5 separate regions of the Homo sapiens genome follow, and regions 1, 2, 3 and 4 are each linked to region 5. The links are chromatin loops, found by intact Hi-C in ENCODE. Cell type or tissue: psoas muscle. All regions are shown on one strand.

Region 1 (5,000 bases), 150 kb after region 5:
CTCCGCCTCCCGGGTTTTAAGCGATTCTCCTGCCTCAGCCTCCTGAGTAGCTGAGATTACCGGCGCGCTTTAGCTTTATTTTTATTTACTTTCTTCACACCATTTCTAGGGATAGGCCAAAAAAAAAGGGGTGGTGGGGGGGACAAGGGGGAGCAATAATGTCCTGGCTAACAGGAAGTACCATCAGAAAATCTATTTCTGTGACCTCAAAGTAAGTGCCAGTAGCCCAGGGAAATATTCCACTCTCATGTTTTCAGGCCAGTTTGCCAGCAAATGCACTTATAAGGGCTTACTTACTTTGCCATCCCAGCCAAACTGAACCTCCCAAGTTTTTGACAGCCCCCATCAAGTTTACTAGAGGTGTTTTGAATAACCAAAAAATATTAGCTCACTTGAGATGTTCTCAATTTCGTTTTCACTGAACTACACTCAGCATATTTCTGAGCACCTACTGTGTGCCGCACTCTGGGTTATGAGCAGAGGACACACGTAAGCAGGAGGAGGCACCCGGGGGAGAGCTCATGGTATTTCCCAGAAGGCAAACTGAGGCTTCCATAGAATATGGCCAGTTCCTCTCTGCCTCCCTGAAGTTTGTTGAAATGTTCAAGCTGAGTTGAAAGCTTGAAAATGTTGGGAGATACTCTGCCCATCTCAAAACCAAGCAGGTGTGGAGCACGGGAATAGACATCGTATGTCTCCATGATTTGATTGCTACAGGGAATGTAATTCCCGCCCACTGAGATTCTGCAAAAATCTTGGTTTAGCTGTGCAAACTAAATGTTAGCAAAACAAGTGCTAAATACTTGCCAGGCCCCAGGAAAAATAGTTCCACCCAGAAGGAAAAGGAGTTAAACAATGACTGAAATCACCACCCTACAGCATTCTGTTTACATTTTCCTGCAGTCTGTTTACCTGCTACATAAAGGGATAATTAGAGCTTGTTAATAGCCATAGGAGAGAAGAGTAAAGGCTGAAGGGAAAAAGGAAATAAAGAAAATGAACAAATACTGAAAGAATAATAATAGCTGAAGTATGTAGAAGTGAATTGTTTAATACAGTAGCCACTAGCCATGTGTGGCTATTGAAAGTTAAATTAATTAAAATAAAATAAAATTGGCCAGGTGTGGTGGCTCACGCCTGTAATCCCAGCACTATGGAAGATCGAGGCGGGTGGATCATGAGGTCAGGAGTTCGAGACCAGCCTGACCAATATGATGAAACCCCGTCTCTACTAAAAACACAAAAATTAGCTGGGCGTGGTAGCGCGCTCCTGTAATCCCAGCTACTCAGGAGGCTGAAGCAGGAGAATGGCTTGAACACGGGAGGCGGAGGTTGCAGTGAGCCGAGATAGCACCACTGCACTCCAGCCTAGGCAACAGAGTGAGACTCCGTCTCAAAAATAAATAAATAAATAAATAAATAAATAAATAAAAATAAAATAAAATTAAAAAGTCACTTCCTCAGCTGTATTAACCGCATTTCAAATTCCAACAGCCATAAATGGCTAGCGACTATGATATTAGACAATGTAGAATTATAGATCCTTTCCATCATTGGAAACTTCATTGTAGGAAGTTCTATTGAAGGGCACTGATATCGAGTATATTAAAGGGTTGTTTATTAGAACATACATGTGGGTTCAACCATAGTTTACTGAGGATCATAGACCAAGTACTATATTAGCACTGGGAAAACAGAGGTAAAAAGCACAATACCTGAACTCAAAGACTCTCAGTTTAGTGAGAAGACCCAGTCAACAAAACAAAACAAACATATGCAAAAGGAGAAAAGGGTGAGAACACAGAAAAGAAACCTGGTAATTTTAATGGTAGCTATGGCAGTAGGTATCCAGGTGTTTGCAGTAAAGCTGTTGTAACTTTTCTGCATTAAAAAAAATTCATAAAATATCGGGGAATTGGATTTGCAGTTGGGGCTCTCTGACGCCAGCGCCACCTCTAGTTCGCCGAGCTCTGGGCGAAGGAGAAGGGGGAAAGTAAGGAGGTGTCCATACCACGGTTCCTACAAAGCACACTACTCGAAAATCCAACCCGTGGAAAAGCATCCGGGAAGAAACTGGCCACAAAAGCCATTCACGAGAGTGCGCCCTCTACTGGCGGGGTGGAGAAACCTCATTGTTACAGGCCTGGGACTGGGGTACTCCGTGAAATTAGGCTTTATACGAAGTCCAGTGAACTGATTCGCAAACTTCCCTTCCAATATGTGGTGCAAGAAATTGCTCAGGACTTTAAAACAGATCTGAGCTTCCAGAGCGCAGCTACTGGTGCTTTGCAGGAGCCAAGTGAGGCCTATCTGGTTGGCCTTTTTGAGGGCACTAACCTGTGTGTTATCCATATCAAACGTTTAACAATTATGCCAGAAGACATCAGCACACTGCATACGTAGAGAACGTGCTTAGGAGTCCACTATGATGGGAAACATTTCATTCCCACCCACCCCCCCGAAAAAAAATTTCTTCTTCCTGTTATTGGTAGTTCTGAATATTAGGTATTTTTTTCTAATGCAGTCAAAAGGTACCTAGGTATATGATTGCAAGTGGAAAAATAGAGGACAGAAATTAGGTATTGGCAGTTTTTCCATCTTCATTTGCGTGTGAATTTTTAATATAAATGTGGGGATGTAAAGCATTAATGCAAATCAAAATGTTTCAGTGAACAAGGTTCAGTAGTTCAACTTTATAATAATTATAAATAAATCTGTTAAATTTTTCTGGACAATGCTAGCATTTGGATTTTTTTTTAATTTTTTATTTTTGGGGGGGACGGTGTCTTACTCTGTCATCCAGACTGGAGTGCAGTGGCGCGATCTCGGCTCACTGCAACCTCCGCCTCCCCGGTTCAAGCGATTCTCCTGCCTCAGCCTCCTGAGCAGCTGGGACTACAGGCGCGGGCACCACCACGCCCAGCTAATTGTTGTATTTTTAGTAGAGACGGGGTTTCACCACATTGACCAGTCTGGTCTCGAATTCCTGACCTTGTGATCCACCTGCCTCGGCCTCCCAAAGTGCTGGGATTACAGGTGTGAGCCACCATGCCTGGCCTGGATTTTTTTTTTAAATAAATTTCTTTTTTTTTTTTTATTTTTTAGACAGGATCTCCCTCTGTTGCCTAGGCTGGAATGCAGTGGTGCAATCCCGGCTCACTGCAGCCTCAACATTCCCAGGCTCCGATTATCCTCCCACCCTAGCCTCCCGAGTAGCTAGGACTACAGGTGCGTGCCACCACGGCCACATAATTCTTTTTGTAGAGACAGGGTTCTGCCGTGTTGCCTAGGCTGGTCTCAAGTGCCTAGGCTCAAGTGATCTGCCTGCCTCGGGCCTCCTGAAGTGCTAGAATTTCCGGTATGAGTCGCCATGCAAGCCTAAAACAAGTTTCTTATTGACAACTATGTATATATGTAAAAACAATCTATTTACTGAGCATCATGTGTCAAATACATTGTCTTATTTAAGGCTTTAAGACTGATCTTAGGCTTTCAAGGGAGGTGTTATGGATTCATTTTAAAGATTAGAAAAAAACCAAAACAAAACCTGGAGCTCAAGCTTCCACAGCAGGTACAGTGCACGAAGAATGTCTACCCAACCTCACTGTATCACACTGCAGGGTACCATGCTGTATTTCACTGCATCACATGTTAGCGTCTTACAGATTTAGATCTGCTTCCACTTAGAACCCACTACACGACTTCTAGCAAGTCACTTCAATTTGTCCACCTGTCTCTTTTTCCTCAAAATATATAATTCAGCAACAATTAGATTTCAAACAAAAGAAACAGGTAGAATACGGTATATGAAAATTCAAAATACAGAATACATTCCATTTAAGACATATTTGAGCGGGACACAGTGGCTCACACCTGTAATTCCAGCACTTTGACACGCCAAGGCAAGCAGATTGCTTGAGCCCAGGAGTTTAAGACCAGCCTGGGCAACATGGTAAAACCCTCTCTCTCCAAAAACCTAGCCAGGTGTGATGACACACACCTGTAGTCTCAGCTACATGGGAGGCTGAGGCGGGAGGATTGCTTCAGCCCAGCAGGTTGAGGCTGCAGTGAGCTGAGATCATACCACTGCACTCCAGCCTGGGCAACAGAGCGAGACCCTGTCTCAAAAAAATAAAAAATAAGACATGTTTGAAGTCACTGAAATGAGAGCATTATCTGAGAGGCCAATTAGATGCACTATGATTCATGTAAGTTTCACTAAATGGTAATGGTTAACTTAGGTTTGGGATCCTCTGCACACAATAGATACTTAAAATACCTAGCAAATAAACATTAATTCGACTTTACTATCAGAAAGTTTTCTTTCTTCCTCTTTGTCTTTTACTTTTTTGCTTTTGGTAGTGGAAGACAAAATAGCTCCACTTAATGAAGAGACACTCTCTAGCACAAACACTTAGCACCCATCTTTAGATAAGGGTTACCAGTAAACTAGAGTAACATGAAAAGCCCAGTTTCCCATCTCTCATCTTCTTGTGACTCTTCAGTAAATACCAGACTAATCCTGGTCTGAACCCCCTGAGCTACAGCAGTGACTAGGCCAGCGTAGACTTCAACAGCAAACAGGATGTAAAAACAAAAGGGCAAAAGAGTAAAATAGCCTCATAGTTTGGGCAGAGTTTCCTCCACAATGTAAAAGACTGGTTTATAGTAGAGAAAATAATGTAATCAGAGGAAGCTATGCGAGTTACAGTTCTTTACCTCTCTTTTTCCTACCTTTCCCCTTAACCAAAACACTCGATGGTGTTTTATTCTTGGGATTATTAGGGCATGAAACATTTTTCAGGAATTCTTCACTCAGCTGACAGGATGACAACTCCTGAAGCTGAGGACCCCCAAGTGAGTAACAGCACATGGAGCCTAGAGAAAAGCCTTTCATGGGACTTGAAACCACACTCTGCCCCTTACAATCCGTGTTATTCACCTTCCCTGAGCCTCCATTTCCTCATCTGTAAAATGAAGATGACATCTCACTTATAGGG
Region 2 (5,000 bases), 300 kb after region 5:
TTTGAAGAAAGAACACATGCTTAGCTGTCTTTTGTCCTATATTACAAAAGAAAGTCCCTTTCTGTGGAATATCTGAATCATTCACTGGCAGTTTCTCAAGGTAAACAGAGTAAATTAAAAATTAATGTTTCTCATATGTATACACACACACATAAGTGAATGCAATTCTTCCTCACCCCACCAGGCATTAAAAGCAGTTGAGCCCATCTGTCATTTCAAAAAGCCTCTAAAAAAGTAGAAATCTAGGACAACATCAAAAAATTTCTGAAAACAACCTCCTGGATAAAGATAAATGTTCTTCCAATGATTTGTCTTGTCAAATTAGTCCCATGCATGAGACTAGACTGGGGAATGAGGGGAAAAAATGGGACCATCTCTTGCTTTTAACAGGGGAGAAAACAAAAAGAAAAAATAAGACTATAATTACGCTGATAAAGGAAAAAAATCCCCACGAAGATCTGCTTTTCCCTGTACATGATTAGCTTTTCTTTATGAATTAGGTTTTTGATAAAAGCTGTTTCAGATTACAAGAAAACAAACAAACCATGATTCTTATGAATTCATATAATGTTACATCTCTGTGGAGGAAGCAGGAATACCTTTGACCAGTCTAAATCCAAGACAAAATTAAAAGTAAGCTGTAAGTCAAAAAAAAAAAAAAAAAAAAAAAAAAAAGAATACCTTCTGAGTACTCAGTTTTTCAAGCAACATCAGGAATAGGGAGGGAAAGGTTGTAGGGCTAAGTGAACTGATTGTAAGCTCCTTTTGTCCTCTAATTCTATGTTTCAGTTATAGGTCTAATTATTCTGCTGGTAAAATATCTAGACCTTAATTCCCTTACTTTATCCTGAGTTATTTGTTAACCATTTGAGAATATGATGAAAGCAATTAATCCTCTCCTAAGATGTACACTTGTGTGGGAACATACCATTTTGCATACCATCACAGAGTTCATGGATTTCCTGAAGTTTATATACATGGAACTCTTATAAGTCTACACAGGCCAGATAAAAGACTTCGGTCTTTAGCCATTGTAGAATCCATTTAGCTCTTTCACAGACACTATCTAGGTAGGAAATGAGAGCCCTACACAAAACTCAAAGTCTCTAGGAATCTTCTCAGTCCACGAGCCTCACGGACTGCCCATGACACTGAAGGCATATCTTCTCACTCCTGCAAAATATCTTGTCCAGGGCAGTTTAGAAGTAAAGCACTGCTAGGATAGCATGCAAGTGAGATGTCTGGCTCACTTAAATATATTATGGATTCAGGCAGGTGAACAAAAGCAATGGGACTTCCAAATTCTAACTAGTAATACATGGACCGGTTCATGGGTCAGAGTTAGAGATCCATTCTGAGAACTGAATTAAACAGTAAACAATTTGGACAGGGAATAAGTTGACCCTCCCAGTTAGAGTGAGGGTTTTTTTCCCCCTCCAGTAATCCAGATAATTTCATTCTTTCTCTGCCAGACCTTTACCACTGAATAATTACAATAATTAAACTAAGAATTTTTGAATGTTTACTACCTGCTGGCTACCATGCTAAATATATTCATGTATGAACTCATTTCAACCTCATGTCGACTTCAAGAGGTAGGTACAATTAAAATCAACATGTTACAGATGATGAAACAGAAGCACAGAGATAATTTGCCCGAGTTCCCAGAAAGCTAGGAAATAGTGAAGTTACTTCCCACCTTTCATTTCCCATGGACATAGATAGCTTAATTTTCCTCTAAGTAGGAACTTCCAGCAAAACCCTAGTTACCAGCTTCTTTGGGGGAAAAAAAAGCCTTTTTGGCAGACTCCAGGCTGCCTTGCCCTTTGAATTTTCTACTGTGGGTTTGAGAGGATCTTTCCTTGTTTCTGGAATACTTCATGATGTATGTGTCTTCTTACCCTCTTCTAAGTTTCTTCTTTCAAGGCTCATCTCAAGTTTTGCCTCTTTTGGTGGATGTCCCTAGGGCTCATTCTATTATGTAAGATTAGGCATCCTTGAACATACTTTGCTTAGACAGTTGATTCAACTAGATCCTAAGTCTCTAATATAGAAAACCATGAAAATTTACTGAGCCAACAAGATGCACTTTTGAGAAACACATTTGGTGTGTGAGGCAAAGCTCCCTTTTCTCTAAATAAATCCTCCATCTCCATATATCCTTGTTCCCGTCCTGATACTTCAGAATTCTCCGTCTAGCTGCTGTGGTAAAGGGCCTAAGGGTCATGGAACTTGTTCTCAACATATTATTTTCTGCTGTTGGTGATCTGCCTTACATTTAGATTGGTATTCATTATCTAGCATGTGAGTGTCTTAGTCAAAACCAAAGGAGAAATAGTCCCATCTTGTCCACATATCACAGCAATAAAAGTGGGCCACTGACATATCGAATCTTAGGCCTGGGAGAATTTTCATTTAATACTTAAAAGAACACAGCCCTACATATTAGGCAAATAAAATAAAAGTGTCATGAGGCTGGGACTCTTTTTAATCCCATCATACAAACAAGAGACCAGAGAGGTTAATGTCTTAGTTTGTCCAGGTTGCTATAACAAAATACCTTAGACTGGGTAATACATAAACAATGGAAAATTATTGCTCACAGTCGTGGAGCCTGGGAAGTCCAAGATCAAGGTACCAGCAGATTTGATGTCTGGTAAAGTTCTGTTCTTCATAGATGGTATCTTCTCACTGCATCCTCACATAGTGGAAGGACAAAGGGGTCTCCCTCAAACCTCTTTTATAGGGGCACTAATGCCATTGATGAAGGCAGAACCTCATCACCTCCCCAAAGCTCCACCTCTTAATACCAACACATTGGGGACTGGATTTCAACATGTGGATTTCTGAGGCACACAAATATTCTGACCATAGCAGTTAAAATGCCCAACAGTCACAAAGCAAGCACAACCAGGATTTGAACACAAGTACTTAAGAGCTCTTGCTCTTAACTACTGTACCATGTTGCCCCTCTAGCATATGAGAGTTACACGGTAAGTGGTAACACATAGTCTATATAATTTGGGTAACATATTACTCTTTTGGGAAAATGGACAGATTGTCTTTCGAGAAAAAAGCAGAAATACTTTTTCCATGAGACACAGCAGGACTAATCACATAGTAAAGGGCTAACTGGGGCACTATTATCTGTGTATACACCTCGATACCCTGTGATAAAGACCAGAGCAGGGTAAAGGCAGGGAATGAATCTGAGAGCAAATCTGCAAAGCTGGTGATTTTTCCTCTTCCTTCCCCCCTCCACTCCCTCTTCCTCCTCTCTCTTCTTTTACAGAAACAGTAGGAGAAAAGACTGGGAGGCCACGAATACATTGCCAAATGACTTCTAGGAAGCTTCCGCCAACGGGCCGTTGGAAGGAGAGAAGCTATGGTCTCTCTCCTCTCTCCCTCTGCCTTAGGTGGCTTCTCCCACAGTGACTGAATTTCCTCTGTGGTTTTAGCTCCCACTGTCTGCCCCAGATCTTAACCTCCAACAGCACCATCTCTTCCTGTAGTCCCTTCAGCCTGGGTTGGGAGAGGGGTAGTGGCTTTCTGTTGTAGCTAATGTCTGGGTGGCCCCATTCTGCAGTTTCCTCTTTTAGCTCTTACATCAACTGTATGACCAACTCCCCATATTCAATTCCTTCTGCTAGAAATAGCTGGAATGGCATTTATTTTTCCTTATTGGATGCTGACTGGTAGAGAGAATGAATTCACTACCAGGACTTGCCTAAGGCCATGCGGTAAGTACTAAAGTTAAGTTCCTGTGGTTCAAATGTCTCTCTTCAAAACCTGGACTTTTCCTACTAGAATATGCTGCTTCTCAGTGAGTACCCAAGGTTTATAAACTTAATTCTTAACGAATGACAACATAATCAACATATGGTGTTTTTTGGTTTATCTCAGTCCTCTTTGGTTTTTTGATTATGCTGATCCTTTTGGCAAGTTCTGACTTGTTCATGGAATTCTTACAGATGTGGAGCTCTTTCCTGGGAAACAGGCTGCATTTTCCTCGGTGAATCCTTCGGTGAACATCCCCTCCTTACCTCCTCCGAAGTTATTGTCTCTGTGATACTTGGGCTGAAGCTAAGAAGGCTTATTCAAAGTAACAAAGCCCTTAGAACAAATGAGAAGGGTGCAGACAACCGATGAGCCATGAGTAGCCACTCCCAGTTACGACACATGTGAAATTGAGCTCCAGCATTCTTGGCTTGAATTTCAAAAATGCAACTAGGTTGTGACCCTGTGAGGCTGGCTAGGGTAGGTGAGCAGAACCAGTTCTTCATTTTGGTGGCAGAGAACAGGCAGAAGACAAACACATACCACCTTTTTAGCCAGAACTCCTAAACCTGAGACATTTCCATTTAATCAGACGAAAGCAAAGATAGAGATACTAGGTGATGATGGTTTTAGGAAAATGGGATTAGTTATTGTCATAGACAGCTGCTTCCTATCTCTGAACTTTTTTTTTTTTTTTTTTTTTAAATGGAGTAACTCTAGCCTCGGGAAATTCTTTTTCTCTTGTCCAGTGTTCTGCAAAATATCATCTGAAATTGGAAAATGCTGTGTTGTATGTTGGGTAATAGGCATTCTTCCCATCGTCAACAATACAATAGCATCAACTACAAAAAGAAGCATTAAAAATGTTAATAACAATGAACGTTTGAGGGCTTGTGATATGCCAGGCACTGGTCTAAGTGGTTCATTATAAAACATCAACTCTTAAGGACTTTATGAAGTAGGTATTATTATAGCCTCATCTTACAAATGACAAAACTGAGTACAGATAGGTGCTCACTGCCCAGACTGACACGGCCAGTAAGTGGCATAACTGGCATTTGAACACTGAAAATTCAGAGCCTTTGCCCACATTTTTAACTACAGTACTGTACTGCTTCTCCGTAACGTATCAGAATACAGATACAGGTATACGGCGAAAAATTCTACATAACGTGTCTGATCTGGTTGCGTGACTGCACAGCCAGGCTGTGAATAACTAGGAG
Region 3 (5,000 bases), 570 kb after region 5:
ATTCACACTCAGAAATAGTTTCTAAGTATTCTGATAGTTTTATTAACTAACAGTCAATAAATAATGGTAATCAAATAATTGTATTTTGGCCGCACCTACTAAATCAAACAATCCTTTCAAAAATTAGAAAAGACAGATCTAAAGTTTCTCAGGGCTGCAAAGAAAAATCTACAAAAGTCTTATGAGTTTCTATGTGTTTTAATTAACCTAATTTTCTAATTTGAGACTCAGGGATTAGGCTGTGATGGAAGGCTCATTGGAGAGCATGTTATTATGGCTGATTAATACTGGAAGACTCTGAGAGTAGAGCTTGATAGTCCCTAGGGATTATCTAAGCCCAGTTTCTTCATTTCACAGATGTAGAAAACAACATATGGAGAGCCAGGGAATTGTCCAATAACAGAGTTAATGGTAAGACTCAGACTATGATATCAACACATACACACACAGTCACACTCACGTAATCCTCTACCCACCTCCCCAAACACCCACATCTAGAGATATTTCTGCATGTATTACTTTTTAATGTACCCTAAATTAATTTCTCCAGATTGTTATGTTGTCATTTGAATAACTGTTTAGATAGCCGCTCTAATCTATTGAGGTTTCACTGGATAACCTCACAGAAGAAACTTCCACTCTGTCCTTTCATAGCTGTCTCACATACAAACATCCACATACCACATCTATAGACTTCACACACCTGGCTAATCACAGTGGCAGGACGCATCCCAAGTCCCTAATAATAGTGACCCAGAGACTGAAAATGCAAATTCTAGTTTTGATTGGTACACAGGAAGGATAGACTCCCTTTGTGATGTAGTCCTAACCCCTGTGTTTCCCTTATGTTGAAGCAAACTCAGCTGCGTCGGTGTATCCTGTGAGTGCTCATAAACACATACTGAGCTATTAGTCCTAGGCCTTTATTTAATCAATAAAGGACAAAGCCAACATTCGTCTTAACCTCAGTAAATAAAAAAGACAAAGAAGCCATCATTTTAACCGCATTAATCAATCAATCTCCTACTCAAGTGCTCAGAAATTATTAAATAGGCTTCTTGATTAAGCAGACTGAAGTTAAGATTGTGGCTATACTTTTCTCACATTACTGTGGAGTATAATCCTGTACCCAAGGGTTGCATGTCACAAAAGGTCCCAAGGTTATGGTAACATCAGGCTCTTAAATTAGGCCTACTATGGACTTGAGACCCAGGCAGGCCAAGTAGCCACAGAAAGGGGACTCCTTACTGAAAGAACTGAAGCTGTTCTGGGCTATTAGAGTAGCTGCCTATCAATACCCATATCTCCCTCCCTCTACCCATTTGTCCCTCCAATTTGTAATCCATGCAGCAGCTAAAGTGATTTGGGCAAATCTGATCAATCTTCTTTGCTTAGGGTCTGGTGATGATCTTCTGTTGCTCCGAGTATGAATATAAAGCTCCTTAGTTCTCTGAGGTTCTGCACTATCAGGCCACTCCTGACATATCTGTCCTCATCTCCGACTGTCCACTCCTGTTTCAGCCACCCTAGCTCCCTTCACCAGCTCTTTCCCACCATGCTGCTTCTTGCCACTCATCTTTACACAATGCCATTCCCTCTTCCTGGAGTACTCATTGTCATCTTGTTAACTACATATCATCATTTCAAATGTCAGCTCTTCAGGGAAGCCTTCCCTGTCCTCCCTGTTTAGAAATTCAATTAAATCTACAATGTGATGCTATATACTCAACAGAACGGTTAAAGTAAAAAAGACTGAAAGTGCCAAGGGCTAGTAAGCATGTAGAGGAACTGGAATGCTCTTGCATTGCCAGTAAAAATGCAAAATGATACAGCCGCTTTGGAATAGTTTGACCAGAGTTTTTAAAATTAGAAAAATTTAAAAAATTAGAAACTACTCCCATTGCCCATTAACAGCATCGGTGATAAAATATGCATATAAATGAAATCCTATACAACTTATACACAAAAATATGGATGTGTCTCACAAAGGGAATGTTGAGCAAAGAAAGTCAACACACAAAAAAACACAAGCTATGTGATTCATTTTATATACAAATGGAAAAACTAATTAATGGCTTTAGAAGTCCAGATATTGGTTACCCTTAGGGTGAGTAATGACAAGGGTGGCCAAAGGAGGCTTCTGAGATGCTGGTCACGTTCTGTTTGTGAAAATTTATTGAGTTGTACATTTACGATTTCGTTACTTTTCTACATGTACACTATACTTGGGTTTAAAAAATTCAAAGCTCTCCAGTTTCTGGCAGTAATAAAAACTTGTTCTTTGTTGCACTTATCTCTCTTAGGATTTTACCACCTACTTGTGTCATTGCTTCATCAGTGCCTCTGTTGCCCTCTAGAGTCTAGACTGCAAGCTCCATGTAATTGGGAAATTCAGTTTTTAATAATCATTACTACTTGGTGCCTAACTCAGTATTTATCAAATATTTGATAAATTAAAATGTATAAATACAATCTGCCTCAGTAATTCAGAGCATGAACCTGGGAAGCAAAGGACCTATGTGTTAAAACTCATTTTGTAAGACCAGCCATATTTGGCTGAGTGAGATAGTGACTTGTGTCTTTCTGGCCAACACTGTTTCTTTGGCACTCAGTACAACATTTGGACATTATAGGTCCTCGAATTTAAAAAAAAAATTTGAACAAATGGAAAACTGAATGTACACCTAAATGGATTGGGTATTTTTTTTTCCAGTAAAAAATACTCTCAAGTGAATGAAAACACCAAGATGAATTGTTTATTTTTCCTATCCTGGTTGCAATAAACTAGGTATATAAGCCCATTACTAAGTCTTCAAACCACTGCCCTGAAGGACTCTACCTCTGCTTCTCTTTACTTATCACTTCCTTGTCCCAGATCCCATTAGCATGGGATGTTGTTCTGGTGAGTTTACGGCTTTTAAGGTGATTCTTAGCTCATTTACAAGCAGAGATCTTATGGTATTTTTGATCTGACTAAAAAAAAGGCAATAAACTGACTTTCAAGTGACAAGACTACAAATAAGTCAATCTTCTACTTTCTCAGGTAATACCAGAAAAAATCCTTGACTGACATAAATACAGAAACTTCTAGGGATGGAGATTCAATGCTTACATACATATTTAGGATAATTTCCTGCTTTAGGATGTAAAATTAAATTTGCATTAGTAATATATTACCTTCAGGAGTACTATTCCTTCTCATTTCAAACAATAGTGTTGAAATCCTTCACATAGATCTTTTACAACAGCGTTCACCATCAAGAGAACTACATTTTCATAATCTAATAATTTTTCAGAATACATCATTTTACTTTCATTAGAGATGCTCCACTTTTTGAATCCAAGTAAAATGATGCCACTAGAAAAATCTAAAATATTTATTTATTTATTTATTTTGAGACGGTGTTTCACTCCGTTGCCAGGCTGGAGTGCAGTGGCACGATCTCGGCTCACTGCAACCTCTGACTCCCTGGCTCAAGCAATTCTCCTGACTCAGCCTCCCAAGTACCTGGGATTACAGCAACGTGCCACCACGCCCAGTTACTTTTTGTAGAAAAATCTAAAATATTTTAAATGAGATCCTCAAGCATTCATTTCCAAAATATCAGGATATGTGACTTGTTTATTCATTCTATAGGTGTTTATGGGTGATCTCCACAACATAAGCACTGCTCTATTACTTTTGAAGGTGATCTTCAAAAGCCTATATGCAATGAAATCAAACACCATATTACATTTCTTTGCCTTTTTTTTAAAAAAAGAAAGGGCTTTTCATGTGACCACCATAGGTATTTAAAACCAGCATCAGGGAAGGATATATTAGACGAATTTGCTTTCTCCAAACAGGATTCCTGGTTATTCAAAATAAAGTGATTATGAGACTGTGCCGTATATGAAGATGCTTTATAGAGGTGCACCTGTAGTCACAGCTGCTACCTTGCAGGCTGAGACAGGAGGATCGCTTGAGCCCAGGAGCCCTGGGCTGTAGTGCACTTTGCTGATCTGGTGTCTACACTAAGTTTGGTATCAGTATGGTGACCTCTCAGGAGCAGAGGACTGCCAGGTTGCCTAAGGAGGGTTGAACTGTCCCAGGTCAGAAACAGAGCCTGTCAAAACTCATGTGCTGATCAGCAGTGGGATCATGCCTGTGAAAAGCCACTGCCCTCCAGCCTGAGCAACCTGGTGAGAACCCACCTCTCTCAAATAAAATAATAATAATAATAATAATAATAATAATAATAATAATAATAATAATAATAGAGAACTTGAGTATACATCTGTACCTTTTATTCTGAGGGCTTGTTTTGGGTAAAATCCCCAACTTATACTTACTCATATAAGAAAGGTCATATTCTCTGTGTAAGTTGGAAGAGGTCACCAGTGAGATAAATGCACAAGAATGACATAATCTGTTTCCCCAGGGTTAAGAGTATGAAAGTTGGGCTGAGAGTTGAGAGTCTCTTTAATCTCCCAAGCTCCCTGCTGCCTATGAAACAAGTGCCCCCATGGAAGACCTCACAGAACTCAGAGCCAGCTGAAGCTCAGATCATCCAGCGTTGGTCTGCTTTCCAAAATGTGCTGCCCTCCTTGGGTACCCTGTTGTTTATCTTCCTAAGTAGCAAAGTAATAACCAAGTTATGCCTCAGTCTTCTCCACCCTCGCCCTGCAGCAAGAGGGAATAGAAATGAACACCTTACCTGTCTGTCTTTTGAAAGAGCTACAAGGTTTGGTTATTGTCTATGCTTCTCTCTGAGGCACAGATAAAAAGCCCTGATATTCACATTCACAGCACATCATGTATTAATGCAAATTAAGCTTTCTGAACCTTGAGCTACAAAGAATTATTTTTAGAAGGTTATAAACCCGTGAAGAAAAAAAAAAGGGAATTTGGCATCACTGGCACTCTCATAGATAAAAACTGGATTTCTTATGCCAATCCCAACCGGACCCCACTAGCAATTGCATGGCTTATCTCCCTCCATGCTACCCTTTGTCTATCA
Region 4 (5,000 bases), 820 kb after region 5:
TGACAGAGATAGATACAAGATCAATATAACAGAATAGAGATCCCAGAAGTAGATTCACACAAATATACTTATTTTTTTATAAAGGTGCAAAGAAAATTCAATGGAGAGAAAATAATCTTTTCAACAACTGTTACTAGAACAATTGGATATCCATATGAGATAAGTTAATCTGTATCCATAGCTTCTGCCTTACCAAATATTAAATCAAAGTGGATCATACACTTAAATGCAAAATGTGAAATTATAAAATCTTCTCAAAGAAAACATAGAAGATAATGATTATGACATTGAGCTAGGCAAAAAGTTTCTTAGAAACAACACCAAAACCAAGAGTCAAAAAATTTTAAAGATCAATTAACATTATACTTTTTAAAATTTTAAACTTTTTGGTTAGCAAAGCCAAGTTAAGAGAATGAAAAGACAAGCATGGATCAGGAGAAAACATTTGCAAACCAAATCACATATCTGACAAAGAACTTGCAACTAGAATACAGTTTTTAAAACTCTCACAATTCATTAATAAGAAACCAAACAATCCATTTAAAAAACAGAGAACAAATTAGAACAGACTTTAACAAAGAGGATAAACAGCTGGCATATCAGCACATGAAAAGATGATTAATATCATTATTAGGGAAATACAAATTAAAATCACAATTTTATATATTTTATATATATATGTAAATGCTAAAATAGCTAGACTTAAAAAAATAATGCTAAACGCCAGTGAGTATGCAAAGCAATTGGAACTCTGATATGTGGCTAGTGAGAATGCAAGATGGTACAGCCTCTTTGGGAAATAGTTTGGCAATTTCTTAAAAAATTAAACATATACTTACCACATGGACTAGCAAACCCACTCCTAGTTATTTCTTCAAAAGAAATGAAAATGTGCATTCACATAAAAACCTATATGTGAATATTTACAGAAGTTTTATTCATAGCTACCAGAAAGTTGAAACAATCCAGATGTCCTTCAACTGGTGAATAGATAAGCAGAATGGTACATTCATACAATGAAACCTTCCCCAGCAGTAAAAAGTAATGAATTATCAATACATATAACAACCTGGATAAATCTTCAATATATTTTGCTAAGAGAAATACGCCTGACTAGATGTTGTAAGGTTAAATACAAAAAGAAGTATACTGTACACAATTACAGTACTCTAGGTAGACATTTTTTTTTCTGATGTGGTATGGGTTAAGAATTCTGAAATTACTTTATGAATGGATCAGAGTTGAACAAATAAATGAATACACTGTAGGTTTCTCACTATTTGAGACAGAAGTTAAAATGAAGAAGAGGAAAAATCTAGATGAACCCCCTGATGTTAGATTTGAGCGTGTGGTATCCATATAAACTCTTATTTCTTATTATTTTATATGCAGATGAATACTGAAATATAGAGGTGTTTGTCTGCAAAGATTAGTATACATACATACATACATACATACATACATACATACATACATATAGTTTCCAGGGTTGCCCACTGAGAGAACCTAGAAACAGCTACAACTCAGTAGTAATGAACATACCCAGCTCTGAGATATTGGCTTCTAAATAAAACGACCCAGGGCACATCAGATCATGTGGTGCGAGGAAGTAAGAAAGTATTCAGAAAAGGATAAGACAGGTAGAAAGGACACTGAGGACAGCCAGGAAAATCACCCAAAGGCTGAAGCTGGAACAATTTGAACAACAAAATAAATAATGATAGTATTAGAATATAACTCATAGAATAAAATAAATATCCATGAGAACTTGCTGATATAAATAAGTAAGTAAATGGAACAGTTCTTCCCTACAGAAGAATTCTGATTAATACATTTAGAAGGAATAAGGAAATTAGAAAATATTAAACACTACAGTAATAAGAATTGTTACAGACAAGATCAACCAATGAATACTAAAATAAGTGGGTGAACATTTGAGCAGAAACATATTTTTGTAACTTTGAAGTGTCTCCTGTAGAATTGTTACTAAGGACGAAGGGAAAAATAGAAACTTTACAGTGCAGAAATCTAGCCAATACCACTTTAATCCTAGTGATCTAGTTCCCATTACCGATCATAAAACAAACTGACATCATGTATTGCCTTTTATGATGCACTGAGAAACACACATCATCTCTGTGGGATTCTTCTCAGAGGAGCCTACTTCATGCTTCCTTTATCCTTTGTAGATTCTTAGGAGATTTTTTAGTCTTCTAAGCCATAATTGTACACCCATATTATTGTCATTTTCTCATAGTTTTTATTGTGTCTTGAATATATATCTTAAACATTCACCTTTGGGCTGTTAACTTTTTAATCTAGGTTTTTCCAGATTATCTCATCTTGATAGTAAATAAAAGAGAAGTATTGAGAAGTGCTCTGTTTTTAATGATCATTTATGACTAGTGCCAATTCAGTTATAAGTTAGGATCAATAATTACTTAAAATCGCGATTGCATGGATCCTCAGGCTCAGACCATCTCTCAGTTTCTCTCTTTCTTCCCTGCGCTCTCTATGTCAATGTCTGTCTCTTTCTGTATCCCTTTCCTCTTTTTTCCCCACTATCTTTGTTAGAAGCAGTAGATCACAGCAGTTAAGTGCAGAGCTTGAGCGCCCTCTGTCTGGGGTCAAGCAGAGCTCTGCTATTTGGCCCTGTGATATTGCATGAACCATTTAACCCATCTGGCATTTGATTTCCTCTATCTGCAAAGTGGAGATAATAATAGTACCTACCTCACAGAATCAGTGTGATGATTAAATGAAATAATACAATTAAATCACTTAGAAAAAAGAGTGGTTAGCATACAGGCAGTTCTTAGTAACTATTACTTATTTTACACCTAGGTTCAGAGAATTAAACTCCATCATCAACAATTTGGATAAATCCACTTTCTTATTTTCTCTCTTTTTTGATAATGAGCATCTCCTATAATTCTCCATTCTTTCATGACAACCACTCTACCCTATTTAATATATGTTTTTGGAGATATAAGTTTCCTAGGAAAATATATTTTATATATTGGTATGGCCTTAATTTACATATGCCCTATTTGTTGCATTTTGAAAAAATATAAAATATATAAGATACATTTTAATTTTAAAATATATATGCAAATTTCTGTATGTCCATTTTGTTCAATGGTTTTCAACTGTGAAATCACTTCGAGAACTTTTAAATAACACCAATCCCCATTCTAGATCAATTAATCCAGGCACAGGGGCTTAGGCATTAATAATTCTTATTTTATCTATTCATCTATTTATTTGAGACAGGGTCTCATTCCGTCACCCAAGCTGGAGGGCAGTGGCACCATCATAGCTCACTGAAGCCTCAAACTCCTGGGCTAAAGTGATCCTCCTGTTTCAGCCTTCTGAGTAGCTAGGAATACAGGCACATGCCACCATGCCTTGCTAATTTTTAATTTTTTTTTTTGTAAAGATAGGGTTTTGCTATGTTGCCCGGGCTGGTCTCAAACTCCTGGATTCAAGCAATCCTCCCACCTTGGCCTCCCAAAGTGCTGGGATTGCAGGCATGAGCCACTGTGCCCTTCCAGGAGTTTTTAAATTTCCTCAGGTGAGCAGCCAGAGTAAGAACCACCAAATTAGTTCATGGCTTCTAATTGCTCCGTAGTATGCCTCCACCATCGTTCATTCATTCATTCATTCATTCATTCATTCATTCATTCCTTGGTAGTGGATGCCTCACTTTCTTCCTGTTCTCTATTAACTACATGCAATGTCTTAGTAAACATCCTCATACGTGTTCCTTTCTGGGTCTGGAAAAGATGTGTTCTGGGTTATAGACACAGAGGGGAACTATCAGCTTGTTGAATTTATGCACTTGTCTAAATAATGCCAATTCTCTCCAGGGTGTGTGCATTAGTTGATTCTTTCACAAGAGTGCATGATGAGTCTGTTTTCTCCAAACCGTAAGACCTGGAATGTGCAACCTCTGTTGTAGAGAAGAGCCACATGCTTGGTTGAATGCTCTCCTATCATCTTGAAATTCTTAATAATTTTACTTGGAGCTTGTGGTTTACAAGTGAAATCAGATGGGACAATGGAGCAGGTAGAAGCACACCCAACAGAAGTAGAGCCATTCAGTTGTGGTTTAGAAGCAGCTCACTTAAGCATGGACTCAGGCATATGTTCATGGCAAACATATACCTTGAGACAAATGAGATGTCATTTGAAGGTTTTGAATAGAGGAGTGACTGATTCATCTGCCATTTAAAAGATCACTCTAGCTGCTGTGTTACAAATAGATGAGGAAAAAAGAAAACACTTAAGAAGCAAGTTCAGTTATAAAGTTAGGAGCCTACTGCAATAATTAAAGAAAAATCATGGATTCCTAAAGTTGGAAGCAATAGGGATGAAGAAAGTTAGATTTAGATATAATTTGTACTAGCATCCCAAAAGGGGTGCAGTGAATGCCATCTACTCCAGGCGCAGACAATAAGTAGAGAATTATCCGTAGAGAATTCAAAAGTGACATTAAAACTAACTAAAAGTCAGTTTGCTTTTTATTGTTACCATGAACTTGCAATTGTAAATAATGTCAGTGATAAAATACTCCTCTGAGAAGAAAAGCTCTTTAGTCTAAGTTTTAGTTCTACACAAGTGCTGTAGTTTCTGCTGAGTTTTAATAATATACATGTGAGCTACAATTTAGCATATTTTAAATTTCTTATCCTTTAATAAACACTGTATGCCAGATGGAAGTTATTTCCAAGAAGCTCCAGTTGCACGGTTGTCGTCCAACACAAATGGACTCAGTTGCCTGCACAAGTTTTGAGAAAATGTTTACGTGGTGTTGAGGAATTGCTGGTGCACACTTCAGGGGCACGACTTGGTGGTACCACCTATCTCTGCAGTTAGATAGGAGATTAAGAATACACAATAGCACAGTGATTATAAATGTGAAGAGACAGAATTTGAATTATCTTAATTCTGTAATTTGCTGTGACCATTTGGAGTTTTCATTTGTGTTTAAAATTTCT
Region 5 (5,000 bases):
AAAAATGTTTTTTCTTGCATTTTAAATCCTGGAACTGAAGGTACTGGGGAATGTTTGAAGTAGCTAGAAAATGTCTTATTGCACGAGTGGTGACTGACTGACCCCACTGTTTTCCACTGAGCTGGGTGAGATGCTAGGACTGTGCTCTGCTGTGTTCCCACTTGAACTTGGGGTCAAGGGTTCATGTCCTTCAGAATTCTCCAGCATTTCTTGAATGAGAGGTGGCATTGATCCAGGAATTTCCATTTTCAAGGTAATTACACGCTCTGCACCTTTTCAAAAGAGATAATGGAAATATGGTTAAGATAAGGAGTTAAGCTATGACAGATAACCAGGGACCAATTTTCATATATTTTAACAGAGGTGTTTCCTAAGATTCTTGCTTAGGAATTATGAAATGTAGATATCAGGTGGCTTTTTGTTGAAAAAGATCTATCGATTACTATCACACTCATAAATACAAAGAAAGATAAATGTATTTGGAATGGGAACTGCATCCACCAAAAATCATGTGTTAGTTTATTGCAAAGTTAGTTAGATTGGGTTCTCAACCAGCTCAGACTCATAGTATGTTGATAGAGAGGGTCTTTTTATGATCTGCTAGAACTTCATTCGTCTTTTATGCAAGCAATAACTGATACAATTGCTCCTTTTGATAACAGAAAATTATGCAAACAATGCCTCCCAGAGGCTATCCTTATTTTACACCATTAAAACATTTTTACTTTGTGGAAAAGCAGCTGAGATATGGTGACGTTTAAATATGATGTCTTAGTTTCAGGAAATAACAATTTACAAAGAGAAGTTCCTGATGAAAGAAGTGTATCTTGAAAAAGACAGGTTGATGGCAGTTACCCACAAACAGAGGAGTTCACGATGTGCAGTGACTATTGACAACTAGATTTAGCAGCACTCTGTCCAGTACAATACCCACTAGGTAGCTAAATTTAAATTTGTTAAATAAAATGAGAAAAACAGTGCCTCAGTTGCATAAGCCACACTTCAAGTGCTCGAGAACCTCTTGTGTCTGGTGGCTACTGAACTGGACAGTACAGATTATTTCTGTAATTGCAGTAAATTCTATTAGATATCACTAGTCTAGTCATCTATACAGAATGATAGTATTATGTTAAACAGCCTCATTTTTAAAAATCAAAGATACCGTATTCACAACCACACTGGTATCTGCTGTTTACTTCTACTCTTAATTCCATGCAAGGATGAATTCAGAATGCTCATCTAGGAGACCTCTTAGAAGGAGCTCGAGTTAAGACTGCTTGTCAAACAAGTTCCCTGTGCTTTTAAGCACTTTCTGAAATACAGAGTTTATTCCTTGGCTAGCAAACATCTTCAGAGACAGAGTAAGTAGTCTGATGGGGAAAGGAGAATGACAATAGCCCATTTGGTACCAGGGATAGCTGCTGAGTTGTCTCTCTACATAGAAAAACCTTACTGTTAAACACTCAACTGTGATATGGATCTAGGCACCTCTATTAATTGCTTGAGTTGCTACATAAACAGAAAATCACTAGGCAAAGAATATACCTCTTAGGCAAGAATTCCTTTGCTTAGAAGTGTGCAGAAGAAAATCTGCCTATATACAAAAGAGCAATGGCTAAAGTGATTGAGAGAAACTTAACAAAGGTTTAGATATTCAAGAAAAACTGGAGTCAAGGTAACATAAACCAGAGATGTGTAGAAAGCTGGAATTAAATGTATGAACCTAGAGAATTAGCCTGTTTTAGTACATTCTCTTGAAAACAATGTTTTTCTAATCAGTCATGAATTTTAAAGCTCTCAATCGTTAAGATAATTGAATAGGGTAAGATTTGAGGTGTTTTTTTTTTTTTTTTAGAGGGGGGAGGGATAGTATTTCCTTTTGATTTCAATGAGAAATGAGTTCCAAGACTTTAAAAGCAGCCATTAAACATCCTGAATTGAATAAAGCAACACAACCTGGTAAGGCCCTCAAGTCCACTGTGTGACTACAGTACTGAGAGCACGAAGACATACCTTTAGCACTGATGCTACGGAGATCTGTGATTTTCATTAAGATCTTTGGAAACATGTGAGGCTTGCTGGGTCGTCTTTTTCTGATATAAATTTTTAGTGCTTCCAGCAATGGTTCTTGTAGCTTATCTACTTTTGTCGGTTCCTCAAGGTCCTGGCGGTCTGGATACCAGGAATAAAGTATTAAACAAAATCAGGATTTATGCCCTTTTCCCCTCTTCCTTGTTTCCTTATTCCTACTGTTATGAGTTCATTAATTTGGTAATTCAATTACATACACAAATTTGCAGACTTATGCAGTTGCTTTAAGCAGTGATACTTGAAAAACAAAAAAAAACTGCCCCCCCTTGGTAGTATAAACATTTTGATGCCTGGTTGCTTTTGTCCCAGGGAAAGAATTACCTCCTTTGACCAGAAGGTGTCACTACCAAACTGAATTAAAACAAATCTTGAGCAGGATGGTTATTTTAGCATAAAATAAATCTGCTCCTTAATTAAAACCATTACTTTTTAACCACTTACGATTCAGCCTCCTATAGGCCAGTAGGGGTCACTACAAAGAAGAAAGCTAAATTTTATCCCAGTCCTGCAAGGGTTGGTGGGAGGGCCCAGCCAAATACTTGTATGCCTACCCACTAGATAACAAACAGCACATACAAGTCCCTTGTCATCATTCAAATGTCCCCAGACAATTCATTTTATAATAGTGTGATCCTGCCTTTAAGAAAAAAAATCTGTGGCAATTGGAGTAATAGCTTTTTGGGATTTCTTTCTGAGCAGAAGGATCCCAAATACCATTAGTTAATTTGTAACAACATGGAAAAATACAATGAAACCAGGCATGTATGCCTGGCTTTATTCACATGTTTTCCCATGTAAAACAACTCCAAAAGGGAAATGAGGAATTTTTCACAAATTACAAGTATAAACTGTTCTTCATGGAATTTCATGAGGCTTTTCTACATAGTTGGTACCTCCACAGATTAAGCAGATGGCACTGAGAAGGCCTGTTTCTGTGTCATCCATTTCCAAAGGCAGGAGCTGGTTGGCAAAGGTGAACACAAGGTCAGTCAGAGGACCAAATCCAGCATTGTGCATCTGAGTTCGATTTAGGGTAAGGCCGTCTGAGAAAGTCATGGTGTCTTGTTCTGGGGTATACCTGGTGCAAATTCTAAGAATCTGGAAGGAAAAAAAAATTGATGGATGTTCTAAGCCATCCTGTCCTGAAATCATCAATCAGATGTAAGCAGGAAATAACATGAAGATTTCCAAGGAGCTCTTGGGGCAGTCTGTCCCCCTTTCACATGTTGAATGTCTTCTTTAGCTCTTTCATTAAGAGACTACAGAAGTCAAAACCCAGGGGCTAAAGTTTTTTAGGAAACACTAAACAGGACATAAGAAATTTTGAGAAATATCTTTTTAAAAGTAATTCATTACTTGACTCAAATAAACATTTACTGAGTGCCTAATTATGTCCCAGGCACTGTGCCAGGTGCTGGAGATAAAAAAAAAAAAAGATGAATAAGATTCTATTTTTTAAGAGCTTACAGTCTGCAATAAATGACAATTTATTAAATGCATAGTATATATCAAGTTTTGTACATACCCTACATTCAATCTTTCAAACAGCTTGGTAAAGTGAATATTATTCTTATTTTACAAATGAAGGACTTAAGGCTCAGAAAGGTTAGGTGATGTGCCCAATGTCACATAGTTAACATGTAACTGAATCTGACTCAAACCCAAGTTAGGCTCTCTCTCCCATGATGCCTCTGATCACACGGTTACACAGGCAGCTGTAATACAAGGGACATGAGTGAAACCAGCAAGGTACTAGGGAGTTCAGAAAAAGGAAAGCTCAGAAATAGCCAGGAGGAAATCAAGGGCAGATCCATAAAGAGGTAGCATTTCAACCGAACCCTAAAGTGTAGGCAGGATTTCTACAGGCAAAAAGCCTGAGTCACTCTGCCAGAGTCTCCCAGTCCCACCCAGTGTATGCTTGACACATAACCCTGTTGGCCCCCTGGGGCGCTAGCTACTAAGGAGACTCTTGCTCACTGCCCTGTGCCTCTAGGCCTCACTCAGAGCAAAACAAACTAAAAATGCCTTGCTTCTGTAGATACTCAATCCTGGTTCATGTTTCCACTGCCCTATTAAGCCTAAATGCTGGTAAGGAGCTCCGTGCATTGCAGAGCACTTCCCCACCCAGAACCACATTTCTGCACCGACAATAAAGGGTCTCTGCTGACCAGGTTTCCATACTTGACTTTTCTCTCTGAAAAAGTTTCAGAGCTGCTTGAAGCACAGAGAGAAGTAAATCCCACCTGGACAAAAGTGAATAACTCAGGAGGTTGAAGAAGTTGAAAGTTTTTCCCAGATAATGGCATTCAATTTGACTGGGTATAGTCCTGTGAATGTCCACCTCAGTGTCAACCTACAGGAGGGCAGATGTGATCAGAAAGGCCTGCATTATTCCTGTTACACAGCCATGTGCAGAGAGGAGTGGCCTCTGAGGAAGACACAGGACCTCTACCTAGGAGGAGTAGTAAAGCCCTCTCCATCCTGCCCATATTCCCATCAGGTCTCCTAAAAGAAAAACTTCTGTCAAATCTCTCATCTTGTCAGGGAAACACTGGGGGTTTGGGACCAGGACACTTCCCATGGGGAAGACAGTCCTATCTGACTGGTGGTGGATCCACAAGAGCCTCAAACCCACTGGACCACATGAACCATGATGGGACAGTTGTACTGCAATGGTCACATGCTTTTGGGTTCTCTAAATCTCCAAGAAGGCAGTGACCTAGGAGCCAGCCTTCTCCCTACACAAAGGACTCCAGCGTGGATAAGGAGGAAGGCACCAGGACATCCTATAGAGTGAGGGTGCAGCAGCGCCTCTGTTGTATATATTTTTAAAAGTCTGACTTCAGTGTCTTATTGGTTAAAACTCCGAGAGGAAAACTGAATGAGTAAGCCCTCTTCATCCCTAACAT

What was found. Hi-C counts contacts between places; a loop is a spot of excess contacts. Peaks named below come from ENCODE experiments on the same cell type or tissue, not always from the same donor. Only the 100,000 strongest peaks of a DNase experiment are listed, where the experiment ranks them.
Region 1: it touches region 5 in a loop (4-fold over the local background); 18 of 110 quality-filtered maps call a loop at or near these places.
Region 2: a loop joins it to region 5, with 2.7 times the contacts of the local background. A loop is called at or near these places in 9 of 110 quality-filtered maps.
Region 3: it touches region 5 in a loop (5-fold over the local background); 54 of 110 quality-filtered maps call a loop at or near these places.
Region 4: it touches region 5 in a loop (7-fold over the local background); 73 of 110 quality-filtered maps call a loop at or near these places.

What each region holds. Positions count from the first base shown.
Region 1 is chr3:25,438,549-25,443,548 of GRCh38, reverse strand. All of the region lies in intron 1 of RARB (retinoic acid receptor beta), which reads right to left. It also overlaps the pseudogene H3P10. Among named protein-coding and RNA genes, the nearest start is that of RARB, 13 kb to the right of the region's middle. In psoas muscle, a CTCF peak has its summit at 2,138 (motif pointing left); a DNase peak (open chromatin) is centred at 2,098.
Region 2 is chr3:25,293,078-25,298,077 of GRCh38, reverse strand. It overlaps a transcript of RARB not described here. Among named protein-coding and RNA genes, the nearest start is that of RARB-AS1, 89 kb to the left of the region's middle. RefSeq lists an enhancer at 3,026-4,225. In psoas muscle, no CTCF peak of the experiment used is centred here; no DNase peak of the experiment used is centred here.
Region 3 is chr3:25,019,364-25,024,363 of GRCh38, reverse strand. It overlaps a transcript of RARB not described here and the pseudogene RN7SL216P. Among named protein-coding and RNA genes, the nearest start is that of RARB-AS1, 360 kb to the left of the region's middle. In psoas muscle, a CTCF peak has its summit at 2,363 (motif pointing left); no DNase peak of the experiment used is centred here.
Region 4 is chr3:24,771,588-24,776,587 of GRCh38, reverse strand. All of the region lies in intron 1 of LOC107986070 (a long non-coding RNA gene), which reads right to left. Among named protein-coding and RNA genes, the nearest start is that of THRB, 280 kb to the right of the region's middle. In psoas muscle, a CTCF peak has its summit at 2,613; a DNase peak (open chromatin) is centred at 2,607.
Region 5 is chr3:25,591,692-25,596,691 of GRCh38, reverse strand. RARB (retinoic acid receptor beta) reads right to left here. Exons shown (of 8, transcript NM_000965.5): 6 at 2,985-3,189; 7 at 2,014-2,172; 8 at 1-272. The coding sequence ends at 76. Among named protein-coding and RNA genes, the nearest start is that of TOP2B, 71 kb to the left of the region's middle. In psoas muscle, CTCF peaks have their summits at 2,421 (motif pointing right) and 4,012; a DNase peak (open chromatin) is centred at 4,011; H3K27ac peaks cover 2,125 bases.